3 separate regions of the Mus musculus genome follow, and all the other regions are linked to region 1. A link is a loop called in an ENCODE intact Hi-C map of the cell type or tissue named here. Cell type or tissue: gastrocnemius. All regions are shown on one strand.

The links. Peaks named below come from ENCODE experiments on the same cell type or tissue, not always from the same donor. Only the 100,000 strongest peaks of a DNase experiment are listed, where the experiment ranks them.
Region 2: a loop joins it to region 1, with 7 times the contacts of the local background. A loop is called at or near these places in 41 of 42 quality-filtered maps.
Region 3: a loop joins it to region 1, with 2.7 times the contacts of the local background. A loop is called at or near these places in 12 of 42 quality-filtered maps.

What each region holds. Positions count from the first base shown.
Region 1 is chr1:90,056,522-90,064,521 of GRCm38, reverse strand. The region is part of intron 15 of Iqca (IQ motif containing with AAA domain); the gene reads left to right. Among named protein-coding and RNA genes, the nearest start is that of Asb18, 46 kb to the right of the region's middle. In gastrocnemius, a CTCF peak has its summit at 3,771 (motif pointing left); a DNase peak (open chromatin) is centred at 3,749.
Region 2 is chr1:90,588,456-90,596,455 of GRCm38, reverse strand. No RefSeq gene overlaps it. Among named protein-coding and RNA genes, the nearest start is that of Gm35192, 9.6 kb to the right of the region's middle. In gastrocnemius, CTCF peaks have their summits at 3,401 (motif pointing right), 5,441 (motif pointing right) and 7,896 (motif pointing right); DNase peaks (open chromatin) are centred at 3,419, 3,919, 5,444 and 7,900; H3K4me3 peaks cover 285 bases; H3K27ac peaks cover 1,466 bases.
Region 3 is chr1:90,241,403-90,249,402 of GRCm38, reverse strand. It overlaps Gm34930 (a long non-coding RNA gene), which reads right to left and starts at 2,138. Exons shown (of 6, transcript XR_878384.1): 1 at 1,876-2,138. In gastrocnemius, a CTCF peak has its summit at 3,662 (motif pointing right); no DNase peak of the experiment used is centred here.

The DNA.
Region 1 (8,000 bases):
TGCGGTCCAAACCCAGAGCCTTTTGCTTGCTATGTAAGCACTGTACCACTGGGTTAAACCCCAACACCCCACCTTGCAGTGGTAACACATACCTTTAATCCCTGGGAGGCACAGACAGGCAGATCTTCGTGAATTTGAAGCCAGCCTGGTCTACAGAATGAGTTCCAGGACAGCCAGGGCTACACAGAGAAACTCTGTCTTTGAAAAACAAGACAATGAGCCCCAACACCCCACTTTACTGTTGCTTTTAGTCCAGATATTTTATCACAACAACAGAAATGAAACCAACCTATTCACATCTCACAACAGCCTATGGACACAGGCATGAAGTGAGGGAACAACTGGGTCATAGTGCTGCCCTGAGATGCCCAAAGTCTGGCACCATCCTCCATGTTTCATAGCCTGAGTTATGAACACACAGAGTGTGCCTGGGTCTCTTCATTCCTTACACGGCTCCTGGTGTGACTCTTGGCACAGCCAGTGACCTGGTCGTTTTGTTCAGCTTGTTAGAAAGTGAGAGCCCTCATCTTGATCATAGATAAGCGATTGCTGCACTTACCAGAATTATCACAACCGGACACCATGTGGACAGGAGATGCTAGATGTCAGGCCATTAAAATGTAGAACAGCACATCATCTGCCTAGACCTCTTGGTGTTGGGTGCCTGACACATACCTCATTAGGTTTCACCTTTGTTGTGTATGTAGCTGATTAATGAAAGACCCAGAAGTCTCAGGAGTGGGAGTCATTCAATTAAAGATGCTCCGAGAGGCCACTGCCTCCCCATTCCCCCACTCCCTACCCCAGCATGACTGACAGAGCAGCTATCTGCATTTAATTAACCAGAGGAAGGCAGGATTAGGAGCCTGCTTAGGCAAGTCAAGGGCAGGAAGCCTGAGGATGTAGCTAACTATAGAACCTAGGACCCAGGCCATGGCTCAGCAAGGCAGACTTCTGTAGGATTTGCTGGAGGTGAATAAACAACAGAACCCGCCAGCCTGCACCTAGACTCCGGGAGATGCTGGCTCTTCCCTGATGGCCCGTAGCTCTTTTCTTCCTCCTCCTGCACAGTGACGCAGCTGAGGGCCAGCACAAGAGTGAGGTCCTAGGGGAAGAGGGCTAAGATGGCTGCTCAGCCAGGAGGTCACATCTAGGTCATGCAGACATGCTAGCCTGCAGCCAGTGAGCACAGGATGCCCAAAGCTCTTAGGCCCAGTCTCTTCTCCAGGAGAGGACTCTGCCCATATATGCTCCTCTCCAGAGCTCGTGCTACAGTCCCAAGGGGAGCCAGACAGCTCTGCTCCATAGCTCCTGGGGATGAGGACTCTGACAAATAACTTCAAGATACTGCTGATATGTGCGGTGGTGTGACTAACCTAGATCTGTGAAGAATGTGACATATATGTGACGTGGGCCACACATGATCTCAAATGAGCTGACTAAATAAAGAAAGGAAGGGGGCAACTGCAAAGATGGCTCTGTCAGTAAAGTGCTTGCTAAGCATTATGGGAGCTTCAGATCCATCCCCTGTATCCACACAGAGAGCCAGCTGTGGTCATCCCAGCACCGGGAAGGTGTGGTCAGAAGGATCCCTGTTGCCCGCTGGTCTGCCCAGCCTAGCCTCATCAGCAAGCCCCAGAGCCCAGGGAAAAGTCACGACTCATAAAGACAAAGAGGATGGATTCAGGGAATGATATCTAAGGTTGATCTCTGGCACCACGTGCACATGTACATACATGTGTGCATGCACACATGAGCACGCACACCCACACAGGCATACACAGTGTGGGGTTGAGGAATAAGGAGAATTGGGAAGAGGGAAAGGGGGACCAGAAACAGGGCATCATGTACAGATGGTACAGCATCGGGCATGAAAATCAAGGGGCCTGGACTCTGAGCATAAGTCCTGACAGAGAGTCTGTCTGAAGGCCAGGGTCACCTTCCAGTGTGTTGAAGGCAGTTTCAGATTGAGGGGTAGGGTACAGGTGGATCCCCAAACCTTTTCCTGTGCATGTAGCTTGGCTTCTAGCAGTCTTAAGTCAATGGCAGGTTTAAGCAGGGTGTGTGGAGAGTGTACTGGACTCATCTCCACCACATACCGCCTCCACCACCAGCATCCCACAGTGCGCATGTGCCATGGTCCAGAACCCACAATGCCGTGCCATCAACATTACAAGGTCATGCTTGTCTTCTACTATCTGAGCCTTCAGAACTTAGTCCTGGAGGGGACAGAGTCAAAGGGGAGAACATCAGAAAAGGAGCCCAGACAGAACCATGAGGGAAAGTCCACCCCAAACTGAGGCCATAGTAGCTTGGAAAAAGGAAAAGACCACAGAAGGATGATAAGGTCCCTTGGCCACAAAGCCATGTGGTAGGTATAGCTGTGTCTGGCTCTGGGGAGAAGGGGGTTGAAGAGGGTGGAAAAGGGGGACCCATTTCTCCATGGTGGCACCAGTTATAACAGCCCTCCAAAGAGTTCCAAAAGAGAAGAGAGCGTCAGACTGTGGGCACAGGCATTGCCAGCAGGGTGTGAGGGGAACACACTGTGGACATTAAGTCCCCAAGTACAGAATCAGAGCTGCTGGTGTTGTAAATGAGGGTGTGTGTGGAGGGGAGGAGGTGACCTGTGGCCAGGCTTGGATGGAAGGATGCTTCTCCACCCTGGACACATTCAGAGGGAAGATGAAGTATTGATTTGGTTAACCCTGCCCCGGGGAGTCACTTGTGCCTGAGTCTTCGTCCCATATATATCCTGTTCTTCCCAAGTTGCCCCAGCATTGCTGAAGCCTGGAGCGAGCCCTTCAGCCCTTACGTAGAAGAGTGTGGACTGGGAGGAGCAGGACTTTCAGCACAAAGTCACCACATGTGACACAATGCCCCTGCATCTGAACCCTTTCCCTTTATGTAACAGCACCATTCTGTCCAGTTCCTATTAGCACTGCCTGCCCACAACACGGTGCCCACCAGAGTGAGCAGCTGTGCCATGAGTCCCCGCATCCCTGCTCCTTCTCTTCCTCCTCTGCCCTGCCTGTTTACCTCTATTTCATCAGTCAGGCTTCCAGTTTTAGGATACTTCTACTCTTTTGTTGGTTATTAGTTTCAAAACAAAGGTAGTCTCTTGCTAGAACCTGAAATCACTTCCTTGACTGTATACAATGTAGCACAAAAAGATAGCAATTAACAATAGAAATGTGTACAGAAGAGAACACCCTCACATACTGCTCAAATGGACCCCTATTTAGTAGGGTAAATTTAGAATGTGAACTCCCCCCAGTAGCCTGAACCCTTCCATTCCTCTCCAATATGACAACACCTCACATACAGACCAAGGATACTACATACCTGCTGGCAGGGAGGGGTCCCACTGTCAAAGGTCCCTCCTTCCTGCCAAAAGCAGATATCTGCCCGTATTCATGGAATAAAGAGCAAACACGTGAAGGAATGAGTGTGTGTGGTTCCAGCTTGGTAAACCGAGGCAATAGCTTAGAAAGCAGATGTTGGGGTTTACTGCTATTTTCCTAAAGTTCTCCATATCCAGGGAAGAACCCTAAAACATCCAGGGCTCATGTCTGTAACTTACATGATGTAAGCGTGTTCTGACGGCAAGCCAGTATGTTCTGAGGTCTGATGCCTGCGGTGACCATTGCGCAGTGTGCTCAGAGGACTCACAGGACTCAGTAATAGAGGCCTCCTTGTTTTGACGAAGATCAGGCTTGGTCAGTAATTGACAGAGACATTTGATATTTGATAGGACCGAAGAGCCCTCTGCTGGCCACAGAGTGAACTATCCCACACGACTTTAGACTTTAGAGGTTCAGTTACATTTAATTGGCCATGACCTCAAACTATCTGCATAATTTAAATGAAGCTTCTCCATAGCTAAGTGAAAATTAAAAGAGCAAAAGAGACCATTTTTCATAGCAAATTGTCAAACCTCTCTCTCTCCTCTCTCTCTTCTCTTCTCTCTCTTTCTCTCTCTCTCTCTCTCTCTCTCTCTCTCTCTCTCTCTCTCTCTCTCTCTCTCTCTCTCTCTCTCTCTCTTGTTAATTCTTACATACGCAAAAGGAGTATGGACTAGCAGACCCAAGTACTTACTGTTGTTAAACAGCCACCAAGGGAGAGACAGATAGACAGGCAAAGATTCTAGAAGGTTGAGGGACAGGTAGAGCCTCCAGTAACAGTGAATGTTGGGTTCTTAAGACATGCAAATAGCATAGGTGAGACCCTGCTGTTCCAGCCATTTGGACATCCTCAACTCAAGCCAAAGGAACCATGCTGAGCTGAGTCACCTGATTGCTCCGTTTGTTGTACCTGGCCACAGTTTGGTATGAAGCGTGATGGCTTTAAAAGCTTTTCTCTCAGAATGGAAACAGCTTGGCCTTGCACTTGGTGGGTTAGCAGACATTCAACTTCATCACGGAACTCCTGGGCCACTGAGGTCAGAGTCACCTTGCACAAATGTCCTGGCCCTATAATGGCTTACTGATCAGTGATTAAGTTGGTAGAATAATGCAAGATTGTGTTGGAAGGAACATGCCCGTTCCAGCAGGCAACTGGCCACATTCACCCTGGATTATTCTCCAGGCATCAGATCTCAGAACATACTGGCTTTGCCGTCAGAACATGCTTACATCATGTAAGTTACAGACATGAGCCCTGGATGTTTTAGGGTTCTTCCCTGGATATGGAGAACTTTAGGAAAATAGCAGTAAACCCCAACATCTGCTTTCTAAGCTATTGCCTCGGCTTACCAAGCTGGAGCCACACACACTCATTCGGCAAAATGCTTTTTAAATGATCAAATGGCCTGTTTGCAGCTCTGACCCCAGTTAAACAGTGAAGGGCACATATAGGATATAAAAATACAGTCTAGTATTTTGTGCCTTTTCAGCCTCCATCTGACATCTGCAGGATCTTGTAAACAACCCGCATTTTTAAACTGATGGGATCCACGCAGTGACCATGAACACCGTGAAGCCAGTAGCAGCTGGACCTGCTTCTTCCCAGAGTCAGGTTACTTGGCAACACAGCCCAAAGTGGGTAATAAACTCCATCCAAGACTAAACACTAGCATGAGATTGAATGCCAACAAGTGCCACAAGAGAAAGTTGAAAAGAACTTTGTAGAACTGGGCCTGGCATGGCCTTTTGAAACCTCAAAGCCCAGCCCCAGTGACACACACTCTCCCACAAGGCCACGCCTCCTAGCCCTTCTAATCCTTCTCAAATAGTGCCACTCCCTAATGACTAAGGACTCAAGGGGCCATTCTTATTCATCCACCACAGCAGCTTTCAAATGTTGCAAGGTGACCTAGTTGACCATTATTTATCGTAATCCCCAAGCCAGAAGTATTATCTACAGCAATGCTGATAGCAAACTTATCACAGAGTGACCATTGTGGCCTTGTAGCCTAAGCTGCTGTTTTGTGACAAAGCTTTGAAAGAGTATAAGAAAAAAAGAAAATGTGTGTTACGCTTTTAACAGGTGACAAATTAATGACCCAGGGTGTGCATGCTTTAGTCCCCTTGTGATGGTCCCTACCTATTCACCAGGGGTGGGGGGATGTTAACAGATGTGGCCTCCAGGAGGCTGCAACCTTAAAGCCACACAACCCATGGTATGGCTTCTACAAAGCCCTGTCCCTCCAGAAGTTATCTAAGGGGATATCAATCATGTTCCCCAAATGCTCATCTAAGCACTCGTAGACCTAGGGAAGGTCAGAAACTTCATTCAAAATGGGTTCAAAATAAGGTTAGAGCCAATGAATGATATGGTCCCTCATGCTATCATGATGCTAGAGAAGTACGTCTTCTATCTGGGGCTTGGGAGGTGGGCAGCCTTCAAGACAGTCCACATAGCAATGCTCACAGAGCCCCGGAACCTTCCCATCTCTGTGTCTGATGTGAAGGCGTTTGTAATGACAGGGACTGCCTGAAGACAGATGTGAGATGGACAGTCAGGGGCTCTGTGCTCTTAGACTGCACTGGTGAGTGCTGCAGTCAGAGACCTTCTCCTTAGCAAGCATGTCTGCCCAGCTGCTCTACTGTGTCCAGTTGATACAGTCTTAAGAGAAATCCAAGAGGAGCCCCACTAATGTCACAGTCTAGGGGTCCTGACTGGGTTTGTTTTCTCTGCCAGTCAAGGAAATAAAAGGCAGGAAAAAATCTGAAGAGCAACAGGCAGCAGCAGAGAAAACTGAAGCTCCACAGTCAGGGTGGGTGAGGAACCACACGCAGGCAGCAGGCACACAGAGGAAAATGCACTCTGTGAAGCAGAGGGTCGGGCTCAGAAGGGAAGGAAAAACTCCAGTCTCCTCTCAAGGCCTGGAGCGTCTAGAGCCTCAGAGTTTTCCTCCCCCACTTGGAGGTTGGTCAGTTTGAAGGCAGATATGGTGGTTGCTTGGCTGGAACTATTGTGTGATGTGTCCTGATCCTGCCTTGAATTTGTTGAGCCAGACCATCAGGAAGGGGGGCTGCTGGTGGGAGACTGAAAGAACTCAGTGGGGAAACCCCCACTCAGCTCCCGATTCGGCGTGCACCCAAGAATCACGAATAGAACACAACACCTTGATGTAACAACAAGAGGTATTTTAATGGCGGAGCTCCGGGTCGAAATGTTTCTCACACAGGAGACAGTGGATTCGACCACGAGGCTTGGAAGCTAGGGGTTTTTATAGAAAAGGAGTGGGGCTGGGGAAGGAATTGGCGCAGTTTCACATGATTGGTCCATTTAAGCATCAGCAGCCTGTAACATTTAACTTAGGTCAGAGGGGTGGGAGCTAGGGAGGCGATGGGCCTGCCCGGGCATGTCCTGGTCTGTTCTGCTATGCTCTCAGCCCCAGGTTTCAAAGCTCACAAACAACTCTTTGGGCTATTTGACATACATTACATGAATTACAGTTTTATTTCCTTTCAAGACAAAAGCCTACAAGGCCTTTGTTTTAGACCAACAGGCTTCTGCCTCAAGTCAGGAGGGTGAGGAAAAAGTCAGCCATCTTGGAAGTTTGCCACTTTATTACCTAGTCATAGCCTCTCTCTCTGCCTGTCGCCTACCAGGGAGTCTGTCTAAGTCCTCATCCCTCACCATGTCACCCCCTGTCCCACAGTGGTGGTTCTCTATGTCTCCCTCCAAGGTTGCCTTTCCTAGCTTTCTCTCCTCATCCCACGCCATCTCTGAGTTCTTCTCACAAGCTAAGCTGCCTAGATGTGTCTGTACTCTCCTCCCCAATTCACTATTTGCACATCTGCCTGAAAGATCCTCTTTGTCTTCTAGACTCTGTCCCAGCATGCTTCAGCAGCCTGTCTTGTCCCCTGCACTCCTGCCAAGGCCACCAGTGACATCCTAGCTGCTCAGCTTCCTGGCCATCGTAGCCAACAGCCAAGTGTTCCATCTTGCACCTGCATCCAGGATGGCTTGCCCTCCCAGACCCCATTTTCCTTCATCATTGGTTTCCTGGAATGGTCCTTGAGCTCTGTCCCAGCCATAGTCTATCCAACCCTTCTCTCCTCTTGCAGATCCTTCCACACCATTCTTGGATAATCTCCCTCCTGGACCATTGGTCTTTTCTGATGTCGGGTACCCTCAAGCTCACAGTGGCCCATGCTGACCTCATCATTTCCTCCTTCATCGGGTCCCCTCTAAGCTTACTGTCCTCTTGGTCATTCCATATCTACTTCTTGTATGTATGGCCAACTCTATGCCCCTGAGTCCATTCCAGCCTTCCCAGGCATGCACCGCTTCTGTCTTGCCTGCTCTCTTTAGAAGCCTCTATTCCCCTCCCACCTTGTCCTTCCCAGTGTCCTTCAGCCATTCCCACTGCCCCCAGAGCCAAGGTGGCCCAAGTCTGAGCTTAGTGCCAACTACGGCAGTCCTCACACACTGACCTTAACACAGATAGAATCTTGAAGTCTTCTCAGGGTATCCATGGCTTCTAACATATAAACAAATTCCATCACATGGCTCCAGCCTCTGGCCCCTTTGCGACCACCCTAAAAAACCTT
Region 2 (8,000 bases), 530 kb before region 1:
ATTGTCTTAGTTTAGGTCTTATTGCCGTGAAGAGATGCCATGACCACGGCAACTCTTATGAAAGGAAGCATGTAATTGGGGCTGGCTTACAGTTCAGAGGTATAGTCCATTATTGTCATGGCGGGAAACATGGTGGCATGCAGGCAGACATGATGCTAGAGAAGAGAAGCTGGGGAGAATTCTATATCTTGATCCAAAGGCAGCAGAACACATTTGGCATAGCTTGAGTACCCCAACATGCCACACCCACTCCAGTGGAGTCTGTGTGACAAGTTCAAAAGCTTGGCCACAGTCCTGAGGCAAAAAGTTTCATGGAAACTGGTCTCCTGGAGGCCTTGGAATCCCGTAACAGATGTGTTTTAGATTTGTCCCTGTGATAGTCTGTGGAGGGTCTTGTGTGCTTTCCTTCAGTATTGTTTTATTATAGATGCCCCCAAGGAATGATTTGACTTATTCAGACAAAATGCCTACAGTGTTGAAAGAGAGATAGAAAAAGAAATCAGGCATTGCAGCTTACTGGATAAGAGTAGAAATCTCAGGGCAAGTTCTACAAAGTAAACTTAGAATTCTCATTACAGTCAGATATGGCAGACTACATTACATATTAGAAGAAAATTGGTGAGTTCCTCTGATAAATGGAGGTTCCCTATGGATACTTAAAATGATAGCCGAGTCACTCACATATGCAGGAATTTACAATGGTCTAGGAAGGAGGTGGATTGTGGTTTAAGGAGGAACTACAGTATTGCATTATTCATGAAAAGATTAGCAAGAGCGGAACCCCCTGGTACAAGTTTTCACAAGGCTCAGAGGAATAGCATAGTTAGGCGCTTACCAAGGGACCCCTGGTGGTGGGTTATACAATAAACTAGAATTGTGACTAGCATGAAAAATCCTCACCTGGCTCCTAGAATAGCTGACTTTAGATAGAACCACTTTTATCTCAGCTGTAACCACTGCCTGGTTCCTGCCAGTCTTTATACATGCACTTCTCTGTTTTGTGTCATTATGCATCAGACCTTGTACCTTGTACCTTGGCTGATGTATCACCTAATTTCCTTGTTTTCTTCTGTAAGTCTGATGCTTGCTTTGAGAAATTACATTCAGATCCAACACTCTCTTGTGTTTGTGTCTGTTTGTCACTCGCTGACTCCTTGCCCATCTGAGTACTGGGACCCTGATTTCTCCCCTGGGTTGAGGGACCAACTGAGTCCAGCTTGTGGCACCAACAGTGACACTCTTCCTCCAACAAGGCCATGTCTCCTAGTAGGTGCCACTCCCTGTGGGCCAAGCATTCAAACTCATAAGTGAATACCTATTCAAGCCATCACGGGCATCTAGTTGAGAAAAGAAGAATACCCAGTCTGTTTAAAGGTGCCAATCCCAATGATAGTACGGGAATCTATCCAAGGACAAGGCTAAAGACTTCCTGGCTGTTTGCTAACAGAATCTGGGAAGATGGTTGATTCATTGCAATTTCTGTTTCTAGTTGATTTTAATTCTGTAAACTTGTTTGCTGTGAGCTCTTAACAAACATGTACTTGGTAAATCTTGCTGACTTGCTGGCCAGATGTCCTCTTATTTGGTCCTTGACAATAGAGCCTTGCCTTTTCTCTTCCTGCCCTCTCTAGATGCATGCCTGTTAGCCTTTGGCTTGCACCAGCAGGATGTAATAAGGTTTTTAGCACCATCGAAATTCTGATTTAGAGGACACTTCACAAAAGGATGTGCAGAGTCCACTCTCTAGGTCCCAGTGAAGAGGATTTGACATGCTGTGTTCTTCTACCCTGGAGTCGTGCCTGGCTAGAGCTGTTGTTGTCACTGGTGTCTTCTGGGGGCTGGACAGGGAGCCTGGGCTGATGTAATACCAACCCTATTCTTTGATAGGAGTTAGCACACATTCTCTGTGGAGGAAAGCTCTGAATTGATTCCCTAGCTACTCAGGAAAGGAGGATGGGATTCATTAGTGATGTCAGCTGTGGCTGGTGTCTGAGGAAGGGGCAGGGTCCAGTCTCCCTGTTGGCTCCAGTAGTCCTTGCTCCCTACTTTACATGTGCCAACCTCCAGGATGCCCATGTCTGCCTGTGGGGCATATTCTCTGTCTTGCCTGGCTTCTCCATGGTTTTATGCAGATGCCTGTCTTCATTCATCCAAGCCTACAGAAGCACCCAGGATGCCTATCCATTCTTATAGCCGAGGGCTCTGGCAGCATAGCTATTGCTGTGGAATCTTCTCCCTCTGCATTTCCTCGAGTCCTAGTTTTTAGAAGGGGAGGGAGGTGGCACACATGCAGTTGTCTTGGGACCAATGAAGGCAAGTTCAGACTGGACCCTGCCCCTTCCTCAGACACCAGCCACAGCTGACATCACTAATGAATCCTATCCTCCTTTTCTGAGTAGCTAGGGAATCAATTCAGAGCTTTTCTCCTGTTAGCACACATTTTCTCAGAGAATGTGTGCTAACTCCTATCAAAGAATAGGGTTGGTATTGCAGTATAACCTGCCGCCATCTCTATGCCAGAGTGAAAGTTGTCACCAGACTTTTGTCCACAGATTTCTTGAGTTGTCACACTCTGAGTACTGGGTCAGGGTCTCAGTCTTCTGAAAGAATTTCCGGAGGTGAGTCGAGTTTGTTTGTGCCCTGTGAAAGTCCTCTTCTGTGCCCGTTTCTCTCCTGCTTTCTTCTTGCTCCACCCCAGTCCCCTTCCAGCACACTTCATGCCCGAGCCTTACTGTGTCACACAGATTCTCAAGCTAGATCTGTGGCAGCAGATAGAAATGAGTTGGCTCTGAGTGTCTCGCTGAAGCCTTCCATTACAGCCACCAGTCACCGTCTGTGGAGTGGGAGCCTCCTGTCAACTCTCTGCTTCCTCAGCGTCCAGCCCAGCTTCTTACAAATAGTATGCAATCAATAAACTCTCCCAAAGGGATAAGCTAAACTTTTCTAGAAACAAACTGGAATAAGAAGCTACAGTACAGAAGCCATTACAAAACTCAAAAGTCAGATTTCTAGAAATAAAACTTAAGTTTACTACATGGTCAGGAGAACTTTTTTCCCAGGCACTTGACACCAGTACACTTGAGAGCTCAGACCTGGGAATCCTGGTGTGACCACTTGAGTGGAGGAAAGTCCCTTACTCATCTCACCTCTAGAACTAACAGCTAACACGCCCTGGATGGCTGCCTTGAGGGCTTTGAGGTCACAAGTCCACATCCTTATTCACACAGGACTTAAGCCAAATCTTTTAAACCTCTGATAATGAGACGTAGGTCATATATCATATTAACTATTTTGGAAAGAACACAATTCTCCAGGAGTCATTTGCAGGTTTATCTCCTCTAAAGCAGAGAGAGGGGAACAGCCAAGCAGAAACCAAGCTTGGGTACCTCAGGTTGATCCCAGGCTGCCCAGCAGAGGGCGCTCTGCTACCACTGCCGACTTTAACTTAGTGTAGGACTGTTTCCTAGTCTCTAGGTTTTGTTTGTTTTGGTTGGGTTTGACTTGTTTTGGTTTTTGTTTTTTCTCAGCTCAGGATAGTCCATTCCTCGCAGTTACTTTTCAAATAGAAAATTGGAACACCGCTTTCGACAGACACGGACTTTTGTCTGTTTCAGGTTCCCTCTCTGTCCACCCCAATTCTGATGGCTCAAATGCAGTGCACACTGGGTGGAAGGCTAAGTGTGGGCACCAGGGAGCAAATGGAATTCCCAGGCAAGAGGGAAGGGGACGGAGCTTAGGAAACCTCACCTTGAGGGTGCCTCGGTCTCGGAGTTGGGGAGGCCACTTCCTAGTGATCAGAGGCCAGTTTCTGTCGCAAGGAGCTTACAGTTTAAGGCTGATGATCCCATCTGGGAGTAAATGGGGATACTGGGCTCTTTCCAGGCTGGCCATCTTTCACCCCAGCAAGACAGACAAGGTCTCCTCTCCACAAAAGGGAGGTGGCAAGCGCAGCAGTTCCTGGCTCACTGCCTCTCTGATTTGTAGTGGGGACAAAGTCAGGAGTGTCCAGAAGAATGAAGCCTGGGCATAGAGTTCTATTCATCCTGACTCTGACCTCTAAGATTCTGGTCCTTCTTGTATTCACAAAGGTAGAACTACCAGGACCCAAGTCACCCAAAGTGCCTTCAGGCTGTTTATTGCCAGCATGATCTTGTGAGTCTAAGGCTCTCAACATCTTGTGCTGTCTCTGCATCCGTTAGTCCAAGTCAGCAGTGTTGCTGTCGGTGGAACTGTCACATGAATGAGTTCCAGCAAGTAGGAGAACTCAGTGTCTCCAGCTGGGTGAGATAGAGGTGAGGCATAGTGAACTGCTCTGTGAAGCCTCTCTGAGTCTTACTATTTCATAATGGATGCTTGGAGAATTCGTTTTTCTTTCTTTTTTGTTTCTTTTATTTTTGTTTTGTTTGTGTTTTTGTTTTCATTTTTGTTGTGTTTTTTGTTTTTGTTTTGAGATTGAGGATGGGGGTTGGGGGCAGTCATTTTACATGGTAGCCCAGGCTGGCCTAGAACTTACTATATAGTCCAGGCTGGCCTTGAACACATAGCAACCCTTCTGCTTCCGGAGTGCTAGGACTGCAGGCATGGGCCATGATGCCTAGCTGCAAACATATATATTTACCTGACTAGAGAGATCACTGAACAGATTAAAGAGTCCAGAATGGACCCGGGTCCCTATGGAGAGTCAGAATGTAGTGGAAGTGACATTTCAAATGATGAAGCAGTGACCTCCAAGAAACAGCACTGGGCTGTTAAACGGCTCACAGCACACGCAGCAACACCCCAGCCAGTGGGAGAACTGGAGGTGTGCAGATACTAGGGGAAAACTGCACCCAGCACTTCTACAAGAGCCACATTCCATTGTGAGCCCAAATCCAGACATCAGGAAAGGAAAGGCTGATAAGGTTAGACTCACAAAGCCAGAACTGTGCACCATCTGAACTGTGGCCGGTTTCAAGATAAGTTGGTGAAACATGGTTGCGATGTGTGTCAGAGACAGAGCTGATTTCATTCGTGTTTCAATAATTCCTAAATGTGGAGTGGGTGACACTAACTGTCCTGTGTGTGTGTGCGTGCATGCCGTGTGTGTGTGAGTGTGAGCGCGCACGTGTGTGTTTGTAAGAAATGAGGGAGGACAAAAATAAAAACATAGGGATCTGAATCATCTACTGGGCTTCAGAAGGAGGCAGCCGAGCCAGCCAGGAGTCCTTCTCTAGAAGGTGGGAACTAGGGTAGAGCTCTGGTATAACCACACAGGCCTGGTCACACTGTGGACTCGGCAACTGGGCTCTGCATAAAATTTCCTTCACATGGGCTACCAACCCTTGTCCAGAAAGGGGTCCCAGGGAAACAGCTAGGGAAAGTCCAGAAAGGCCTAGTGCAGTAAAACTGTCAGGATGATTCCCAAGCCAAGCTCCCCCCACCCTGTGTTAACACTTCACAAAACTGTCCAGCAGAGAGCGCTCTGCAGAGCAAAGTGAGCAGGCAAGAGTCTAAGCACAAAAGACTCCACCCAGAAATGCACAGAGCTGATAAGTACTTCCCAGCAAAGTGGCAAGTTACAAAAATACACACACACACACACACACACACACACACACACACACACACACACACACACAAATCACTAGGTGTCCCATGGACCAGTGATAAACACACTGAAATAATCCCATTCACAAATTAAAATAGGATAAAGTGTCTGGGCACACAGCTAGCCAGGGGAATGAAAGGAGTCTACACTGAACTGGAGAGAGAAGTTGAGGGAGCCACATGGGAAGGCCTGGCATGCACTTGAATGGAAGGAACGGATCTTGCTGGCAGGGACCATCCTGCCAAATGCAGCCTACGGATCCAGTGCAATCCCAATCGAGTTTCCAGCTCCTTTCTTCACAGACATAGGGGGAAAAAACCTAAAATTGTATAAGGAAGCACAAAAGATCAAGGCAACCAAAGCAACCTGAACACAAAGAAGGCTGTGGAGGGTATTGCTATTCCTGAGCTTAGCTATGCTACAGAGCTATAGTGATAAAAGCGCCTTGGTGCTGGCTGACACAAAATAAAAACAGACATGTAGATCATGGGGATAGAGCTGAGGTCACGGATGTAAGCCCATGCTACTACAGCCCTGACTGTTGAAACGTATTTTATTTGTTATGTGTGTGAGTGTCTCGCCTGCATGTCTGTGTGTACACCACATGTATGCAGTGGCCATAGAGGACAGAAGAGGACATCAGATCCTCTGAACCGGGAGTCACAGATGTATCATTGTGAACTACCATGTGGCATTTGCAAATCGGACCTGGGACCCCTACAAGAGCAGTCAGTGCTCTTAACTACGAAGCTGCCTCCCCAGCCACTGCCACTTTGACAAAGAGAACCAGGGTCCTTCTTAACCAAAGAGAAGAAAAACAGGAAACAGATTAAAGAATGGGAACACACACAGTTTGATAGGAAAAATGGAGGTGAAAAGACCTAAAACCCACTAGGAACATAGACAAAGGCCTGGACAGACAGACCCTCAAAGCACACACTAGGCACAGAAGAGCAGAAACTCTGCTCCATTTGTGGAAGAAAAAAAAAAGGTAAAAAGGTAAAACTGAAATATGACATTTTCTCCACATTTCTTCAAAAGGGTGTCTGTTTAAGCTGGGTGTGTGTGACACAGGAAAAGGAAAGGCAGAAGGATCCTGGGCACTAGTTCGTCCTCAGCTCCTTAGTGAGTTCAAGGCCAGGCAGGACTATGTGAGCCCATACCTTGATCAAACCAGAAAGGAAAGTAGGAAGGTGCTTTTCCTGTGTGTAGGAGCCAGGGAAGGGGCTCCAAGATACACTCCAAGTTCCCCACAACCATGTGACGAATCAGATTCTCTCTGTCCTTAACTTCCACCCCGGTTTTCATTTGAAAACATTTTAAAAGTTGCCTTGACACTTTCCAGGTAAAATCCTGGAATGTGAGAATCAACAACACCCTCCTGTCATTGCTGCAACCACAAACACTCCCAGAATGGGCTCCCAGAGCGCTGGAGGTTGGAGGGATGGAAGGACTTATGGAAAACATGCAGTTCCATGGACCATGCGACCCAGTTTAATTCCTTAGCAAAGCTGTTACTGTGAGTTTATGGACAGAGGAATAAAGGATACTTAGAGAGATACAGACAGGGGAAGCCAACTAGTGCTCCAAGTGTCCTCTGTCCTGTGCTCCAGCACATGCTGCCCCTAGCCTGTGACTTAGAGCTTTTAGTAGGAAGATCACAATGGGTTGTTCTCAATAGGAGCTTGACAGGACAGGAGAGATAAGTAGGGGGTAGATGAAACTAGTGTCCACCTGCAAGCAGGAGGTTGGATGGTGCCTCTAGCTCAAACCTCAAACCTTCAACCTTCTTGTGAGCTCCCTTGGGCTTTCCCATTAAATACCCGGAGCATTCTATGAAATTGTCTGAAGCATCCTTTTCTGTGGGTTGCCCTGGAGGATAGGGATTCACTGTGTGACTTAGATGATGAGGAAGGGCAACCAGCCCTGCTTACCTTTTGCATAGTCTTGTGGGATTTCCTGGAGGCACTTTAATCAAGAGGCACGGGGCTTTCCTCTTCTGCTTTTGTTTGCTTTCTGATGCTAGAACAAAATACTGGAGGCGGGCACATTATCACAAAAAAGAGGTTTACTTCAGGGTACAGTTTGAGATGCTGTCTGTAAACTCATAACAGCTTTGCTTGGGAATTGGGTGGCTCTGGGATGGGTCTGGCCCCTAAGCTGGGAATGGCAGAGTACGGTGGGTTTATATCATGAGCATGCAGATGTGAGAGGCCAGGATAGGAGAGGCTGCAGAGCTGGAGTCTGGTAATGGGTTTTACTAGCAGCCTCAGACCATTACTTCCTGCTCCTGGGAAATACAAAAGGCACCACAAGGTGGCACTCATCACAAAGTCTCTGACCAGGCAGAGCTCGGCCATGGAAAAACTGATGACTAATTCTGGATTTGCAAAAACAAGGCAGACAAAGGCGG
Region 3 (8,000 bases), 180 kb before region 1:
AAATATTGAAGAGAGAAACAAACATTGGGGAAACGCAGCCCCCTGATAATAGGGCTCCCTGTACTTGAAAGGCTAGGGAGCTGCTGTCAGGACCAAGTTAGTAGGCAACAGAACCAAGAAACAGCCAACAAGTAAACCAGGAGCCCAGGCAGCCTGGACTCCCCTCGTTTCTTGCTAATGGAGAAGTATGTTGCCCTCTGGCCCTTGTGGCTGGGCCCTCTCTCTGTGACACACTGACCCAGTTCACCAGCCACAGAGCTTTGGTAGGGCACAGCCTAGAGTGTTCCATCATGCCCTAGGGGGCCTTTGTGCTGATCAAACTTTATCCAGCTTACTGGAGTGTGTGTACGCCACTCAGGATCTCTCTCTCTCTCTCTCTCTCTCTCTCTCTCTCTCTCTCTCTCTCTCTCTCTCTCTCTCTTGCTCTTTTCTGAGCATAAAAATGAAAATATGATCATTTCTGCAACCTACTGCCCATGTGGGACTCCCCCACAAAAAGGTTTTTTTTTAATAAGTTAGTTCTTAATAAGTCCCACATAAGTTAATTAGAAAGCTTGTCTTTGACCTTGTGTCCTTACCCAAACACTTCCACTATGGGCCCCCTCTTCTGGTGGATTAACAAGCCTCATGCCAGAGGCCCCCTCTGTAGGCCTCAGAGCTCTCTGAAGTCCAGGCCTGGGGCTTTCTCAAGTCTGGATTCTGAAAACTCCGTCAGTGCATTGAAACTAAACTGTCACACCCACAAGAAATGCAGCTCACACTCAGGATACCCAGCACTGAAGTTGGTCTCCACACCCTACATTCTGTCCTCACCCCAATACCAGGATTGGCCAAAGCATTCTGGAAATGGAATGCTTTCTGGATGGAGAGGAAGAACATGCTATTCCATGGACATGTGTCCTGCAGAGATGTCCACTGTTAGGGTTCGACTTCAGAAACGAGGCACCAACAGGCACCTGTTCCCTGCATACAACCCCACCATCCCGAGACTTTCTGCACAGGACTTCTAAACCCTCAAGCCTGCAGCCCTCCCCTAGCAGATAAACACCAAGCTACAGGGATGGGTGGTTCCTAGAAGACAGATAAGAAGATCAGACAACTGGGACCTAGTTGGTGGCCTCCTCTGAGTATCTACAGTGACCGACTGTGAAGGTACCCATGCCAGACTGTCCTTAGGATGTGATAGGAGCTCATAGTTTAAAACTTAACTGCCTCTCAGGCACAAAACCCGCCTATGCTATCCCAGCAAAATTACCAAAACCTTCTCTTGGACGCTCCCATCCAAGGCCCTTGTCCTCATTAATTCATACTGGGTGGATATCATTTGGGAGTCTATAGTGAGCCAATTTCCTTCAGGTTACCCTAGGCAACAGACCTCTCCATCCAGTCCCATCCAGTTCCATCCAGTCCTATTTAGTTTTATCCAGTCTCATTCCCTTGATTCCACTGCCTATCTGTTTGACCACGCCTGGCCTGTTCCCAACCTTCTCATCCAGGCTGGGCCTGCAGGCCCTTGCTCCATGGTGGTCTGAAGAGCCAGAAGGAAGGAATCCACGTATTCTCACACCTTGATAGGATCTGTTGTTACAGTGTAAGATCCCAGTACATCCAGCCAGGCACATCATCATCCCCCATATTTGCAGCCTCCCAAACCACTAGGAATAAAGTTAGTGTCCCAGCATGCAGTGTGCAATCAGCTTCCTGTCTTCCTGCCTGCTGTGTAGATGGAAGAACTCAGAGCTAGCTGGCCACAGAGCCTACCTCCAGGGCATCCTAAGTGATGGATGTTGTTTCTTTCACTCCTAAGGTGCAACTTGCTTCCTCCTCCAGACACCCCTTGGCTCCCACCCAGCAAGTGTCAGTGCTGACTCTCACCATCTCGGTGGCTAAGAAAGCATCAGGTTTAAACCAGGCATCAACCGCTGTACTCACTGGGCAGCTGACATAGCTTGCAGATCTGCTGATCCTCCTTCAAGCTCTCTCTGTCTATTGTTGGCAGCTCGCCCTTCCAGGTGTGGCCTGCCACCTACTGCCTCTCTTAGTCTCATCTGTGCTCCAACCAGGGACTATACAGAGGCCCCATGGGGTTGTGTAGTCTGGAGGATGAACATAGGCTTGAGGTCTGGGTTTCCCTCACAGATTTTCCATGCGTCCCCCACCCCACCCCCAGCCATGCCCCCCCCCCCAGAATGCCCATCCTCTGCAAGTGAGATTTGCACCCTCAAGTTTCCCTCTGACTCCATTCCTCCACCAGTGCTCCTGGGACAGTGGCTGTCACTTTTCTGAAAGAAGTCAAGAGGTAGCCCCACTGCCTGGGCATTAATGGCTTTCTGCCTTCCCTGGCTCTCAAGCAGGTCTCAGGATAAGGCTCTCTCTGTCCCTTCTACTGAGCCATGGCAAACTCTGCCTCGTGTTATCTTGGCCAACCATTGAACCATCCTCCCCCTATCTCCTTGTCTGCAGTTTCTCATCTCCCAAAGGCACCTGTCCCTGTCACCAGATGACCAAGCTGTTATTTAACTTACATGTTTTTACCACCACCCTGTTTCTTTCAAGAGAAAAAAGATGCAATGACTCTTCATCCTCTTCCCCCATTGTTCCTGCCTCCTTTCTCTGCCCTGCATGATATCTGGATAGCTTCTCAGGCCAGAGGTGTATTCAGCTCGCCAACCCCTCCCCCAGGCCCAACACTTCATTCAACCAGCACAGAATTCTCCTCCTTGGCCAGGCACCCTGGACTCTCCTAGTCTATGATTGTCCTGTCCCCCTGTCTTATTCAGCCCACGTCTCCCAAGGGCCACGGGAGGCTGTTTGTACGCCTGTCACCCACTCAGTGGTCAGCCTGAGCCTTCCTTGGGAGCTGACAGGGGCCAAACTCTTTTCATCTTTAAATCCACAGTGTCTGGCTCACAGCGGACACCCCCTGGTGATGGATAAGTGAATGAATGAATGATTGATTGAAGCAGCCTGCAGCCTGGGGTCCGTCTCCTCTTCTTAGGAGACAGTTCATTGTGTGCTAACTCGCCAACTCCGAAAAACAAATAACTTTCTAAGAACGCCACAACCAAAGCTCTTAATGGGAGACTGACGTGTGTCCAACCAGGCCAAGGAATGTAAAGCTCTCTGGGCCCAGCACCATCCACCAGTGTGTACAGGATTAAGGCCCTGGAAGTTTCAGAAGGGAGACAGTGCCGTCATTGGTCCAGCTTGCCCCAGCATCAACTCTAGGAGTGCTTTATACCTCAGTAGACATCTATTTTGCAAGTGAATATAATTAAGTATGAAGGGTTCCCTCGACCCTGGGACACACATAGTCGGGGAAAGTTAGACTGCCTCCTGGACAGACTGACAGGGAAGACAGTTCAGAAAATAGCTCAGCATGTGAGTTTCCCATCTGCCCTCTAATCAGCTGTGAGAACTGGGCAGCAGCTGGAGAGCAGGGACATTTTTGACCCATCCTTGAGAGCTGGAAAGCCTAGAAAAGGAAGCCAGGTCCTGAACCATACAGAGTTGACTTGTGGGTCCTTTTGTCCCCCAGATTGTAGAGATGAGAGTGGAACGGAACCGAAAGCCTGGCACCTGTCCGGGCTTACTTCTGTGTGTTGAGGCCCGGGCACCTTTGCCTCCCCCAAGGTCAGTGCAACCTATGCATGTCGTACTCCCTGAAGGTGGCACTGTGACCCTAAGATGAATCAGAGCTGTCTGATGCAGCTCTCCTGGGTTGGCTCTCCTAGGGGGCTTGAGAGAGCAAGGCTGGGAGGCTGCGGGACAGCCTATAGGAAGCAGCAGCACCCCACCTTGCACCCCATGCATACGCATTTGCTTCTTCACATAACTAGTGCTTATGGAACCCATACTGACTGCCAGGCACAGTCTCAGACACAGACAGGCCACACCTGACCTTTATCTACCCTGGCTTCTCTTCTCCTTGGTTGCTGGTTACCCTGACAGCATACATCCCCAAACTCTGCCTTATTTGTCTTCACAGGTCCATCTTCTCTACCACCAGTGTAGAGGAGCTGCCAACCACCATCTTCAGTCTTCTCTCGTACTCTGAGCTAAGCTGCATGCTGCCCCATTCCTACAAGAAAAAGGTGTCCACATCGGATCCCCAGAGCATGTGTGGAATGCCTCTTATCCTGACGTGTGTGTGTGTGTGTGTGTGTGTGTGTGTGTGTGTGTGTGTGTGAGAGAGAGAGAGAGAGAGAGAGAGAGAGAGAATGTGTGTATGTGTGTGTGTAGCCAGGAGACAGCCTCAGTTGTCGTTCGTCAAGCATGTCTATTTTGTTTTGTTGTTTTGAGTTACTTGTTTTGGTATTTTGCTTTATTATTTGTTTAGGTTTTATGGGTTTGTTTTTGTTTTTTGTTTGTTTGGTTGGTTTTTGTGAAATTTTTTGGTTGATTTTTGTTGTTTGTGTTTGGTTTTGTTTTCACCACATAGCCCTGGCTGGCCTGGAACGCCCTATATACACCAGACTGGCCTTAAGCTTAGAGACTCACTAGTTGCTGCCTCTAGGCTCTAGGAATAAAGGTATGCACCATCATGCCCAGCCTCCTACACTGTTTCTCTGATTTTCTTTGATGGTTCTGATTAGACAAGGCTAGGGGCCAGCAAGCCTCAGGAATCCTCCTGTCTCTGACCCCTGCCCCACTCCACCTGAGCAACTGAATCACAAGTGCATACCACAGGAGCCTTTTTTTCACTTGTTTCTTAGACTCAAACTCATGCTTGTAAGGCAAGGTCCTTACTGACTAAGCCATCTTCCCCATTCCAAAATAAGAGTCTTAAGGAAAGACAGGCCTGGGTTATCAATGTGGCCACAGTGAGCATCTCGGCTACTTTTCCTGTGTCATTGTGACAGAGATCCCTGACAGAAACAACCTAAGGTGGTCATGGGGTTAGGGGTGGGGTATCTCTGGCTCACAGTTTCAAAGTGAGGATGGCATGGTGAGCAGGTTCCACCCTTGGTGACAGGAACAGGAGGCAGTGGCTGGCCTGTTGATGTCACCTCTGTTCCCAGCAGCTCAAGGAAAACTGAGAGGCACCCACCATACAAGCCTGATCCATGACCTCGGTGTTAGAAACCTGGAAAGATGCTTGAAGACCCAGAATGTCCCATCTGTGTCTGGATACCATATTCTAGGACATTCCAGCTGAAGATTCCTATGGAGCCTTCTTTGGTGTTGAAACAAGTTACCCTATCTCAGCAGGTTTGAGAGGGCATGTCAGAGAGCAGAACACAAAGATGTCCAGCAGAACCAGGGACAGGTGTCTCCTTCAAAAGCAAGATCCTGGTGCCTGCTTTGCCAGCATGGCCTTTAAATAAAGCCACAAATGAAGGAGCAAGCATGAGGCTCTGAGGGCATCTCATGTTCTGATCATAACACCATGTCCTCAAAGGGACAAGGCAGAGGGATGACCACAGAGGGGAGAAAAGGGCGTGTGCTGGTGACAGCAAAGAATTTCATGCTGAAGGAAGGGACCACAAATCAAGGAACACAGTAGATGTCCAAATGATGAGGAAGTTTGTCTCCTCATAACCCCCAAAAGAAGCCAGCTCTCCAAGCAGGCCAACTTCAGCAGTGGCAAAGATCAAACTTGGAGGATCGAATTGTGTTTTGCTTGAACCTACTGAGGTAGGGTAACTTGTTTCAACACCAAAAAAGATTCTATAGGAACCTGTGCCTTCAGCCAAGATGTCCTAGAATATGGTATCCAGACACAGAAGGGACATTCTGGGACACCAAGTATCTTTCCAGGTTCCTCACACTGAGCTTGTGGGTCAGGCTTGTTTGGTGGGTGCCTCTCAGTCTTCCTTGAGCTGCTGCTGGTCACAGTGGTGACATCAACAGGCCAGGTGCTGAAGAATTGCCCCCTGATGCAAGGATTGTTTATTTACACCATGTGACAGGGAACCCACCACTCCACACCCCTCGCATCCAAAGGAGTCCATTTGATCCTCACACAGGGCTGGCTGCTAAGATGTTCTTTATCTGACCTGACAATGACTCCCTGAAAATCACCTCTTCCAGTGACTTGTCCCCCTAAAAGGGCAGTGTGCTCCAGGGCTCCTTTTTAATGCTGTGTTTGTGTGGATGCCCCTGGTGGCTCACTCATTCATTTGAATGTTATATGGACGTCTCTCCTCCCTAGCTCCTTACCTGTTTGCTGTCACTCACACACACCATCCTGTGGCTGGGCAATTGTTTTGCTTGGGCCAGGTCAATTTTAGTTTTGACTTGCCACCACTTTGAATTGGACCAGGTGGTCCTGTTTGCCTGCAGCATTCACCTCAGCCTTCTGTCAGTGGAAAATCGTAGCTGCTGCTATCTGGTCAAATGAAAGCCCTAACCATAGCCTCTGTGCAGACCATTTGTCTCCTGGCTTCCAGGCCTGTTCTTCTGTAGGCCATTGGACGCACACTAGGAGACTCTGTGATCACAGATCCATTAGACTTCCATTGCCTTCCTCCGAAAAGTAGGCAATGCCTACTTTTATCCACACAAAAAGAGTTTAAACCATCCCTCATCTGTCGGAGATCCTGACAGGTCCTCTGTGAGTGCATTCCACTGGCATTAGGGTACCAGGCAAAACCTTCCCAGAGGGATTTCAAAGAGAGGCCAAGGGCCGATGAATCAGGACACCAGCCTCGGATAGAGATTGGTGAGGCCTGCCCCATTGGCTAAGAGGGATTGTAGCCAGCTACCCCAGCACACCCTAATCCTTCCAACAGAAGACAGATATCAGTAATTACAGACATACTATTTATAAGATACAAAGAACATGGGCAGGCAGATAAGAGGGAGGGTTGAGAAAACAATGTGTATTTGGAGGAGGTGATCTGGAGGGGCCTGGCAGTCATGTGCCCTGTGAGAATGCTCACAAGGCTCCTTCCCTCCAAGAACAGCACCCCGCAGAAGCAATCCCCTCTCCGGCTCACGCTGTCCTTTCCCACAGTTTAAGCAATAAAGAGATGCTCCCAGTCTTCTTGGAAAGGATGAATAATTCTCCCTAGTCTTCTTGTCATATCGTACTACAGCCTTCCTGACTGTTTTGTCCTGCTAGATCTCGCCTATAGATCCACACTACTATGGAAATGACTTCATATAATACCTTTGAAATATTGACTAGTTTTTCCTCTCTGTCTTTTTTTTTTTTTTTACTTTTCTCTCTCTATTTTTTGCATACATGTGACCTCCATGTTGTGCCTCATACCATAGTTTCTTATGTGGGCAGGTGGCTTAATACATGTGTGTATGTATTTACCCCATGTGTGTTCAGGTGTGTGTGCTCAAGGCGTGCATAGAGATGCCATAGGAGGCTCTCGGGCGTCCACTACACATCTATACACCATTGCGACAAGGTCACTCAGTGACCCTGGTGTCTAGTGATCCTCCTGTGTCTGCGTCTAAAGCTGTAGGATTCCAGATGCGTGTAGCCACGCCCAGATTTTACAGGGGTGCTCCATAGTCAGTCCTCACGGTGGCAAAAACTCTTTCACCCATAGAGCCATCCCTCAAGACCTATTAATTTGCCTTTGCCAGTCATCAAATATAGGTTGGGCTTCCATCTCTTGTGTGTGTGTGTGTGTATGTGTGTGTGTGCATGTGTGTATGTGTGTGTATGTGTGTGTGTATTGTGTGTATGTGTGTGTGTGTATATGTGTGCATGTGTGTGTATATGTGTGCATGTGTGTGTATATGTGTGTGTATGTGTGTGTATATGTGTGTGCATGTGTGTGTGTTTTGTATGTGTGTATGTATATGTGTGTATGTGTGTATATATGTGTGTGTGTATGTGTGTGTATATGTGTGTGTGTATGTATATGTGTGTGTGTGTGTGCATATTTATATGGATGAACTGATACCTCATGTTCTCGCACATGAGGTCACAGGGAACACTTGTCACAGGGACCCTCAGTCTGTCAGCCAGAAATCTTCTGGCTGCTTCCCACTGTCTTCAGTGACTGGTGGGGCTTCTCTGATGTCCTTCATGACAG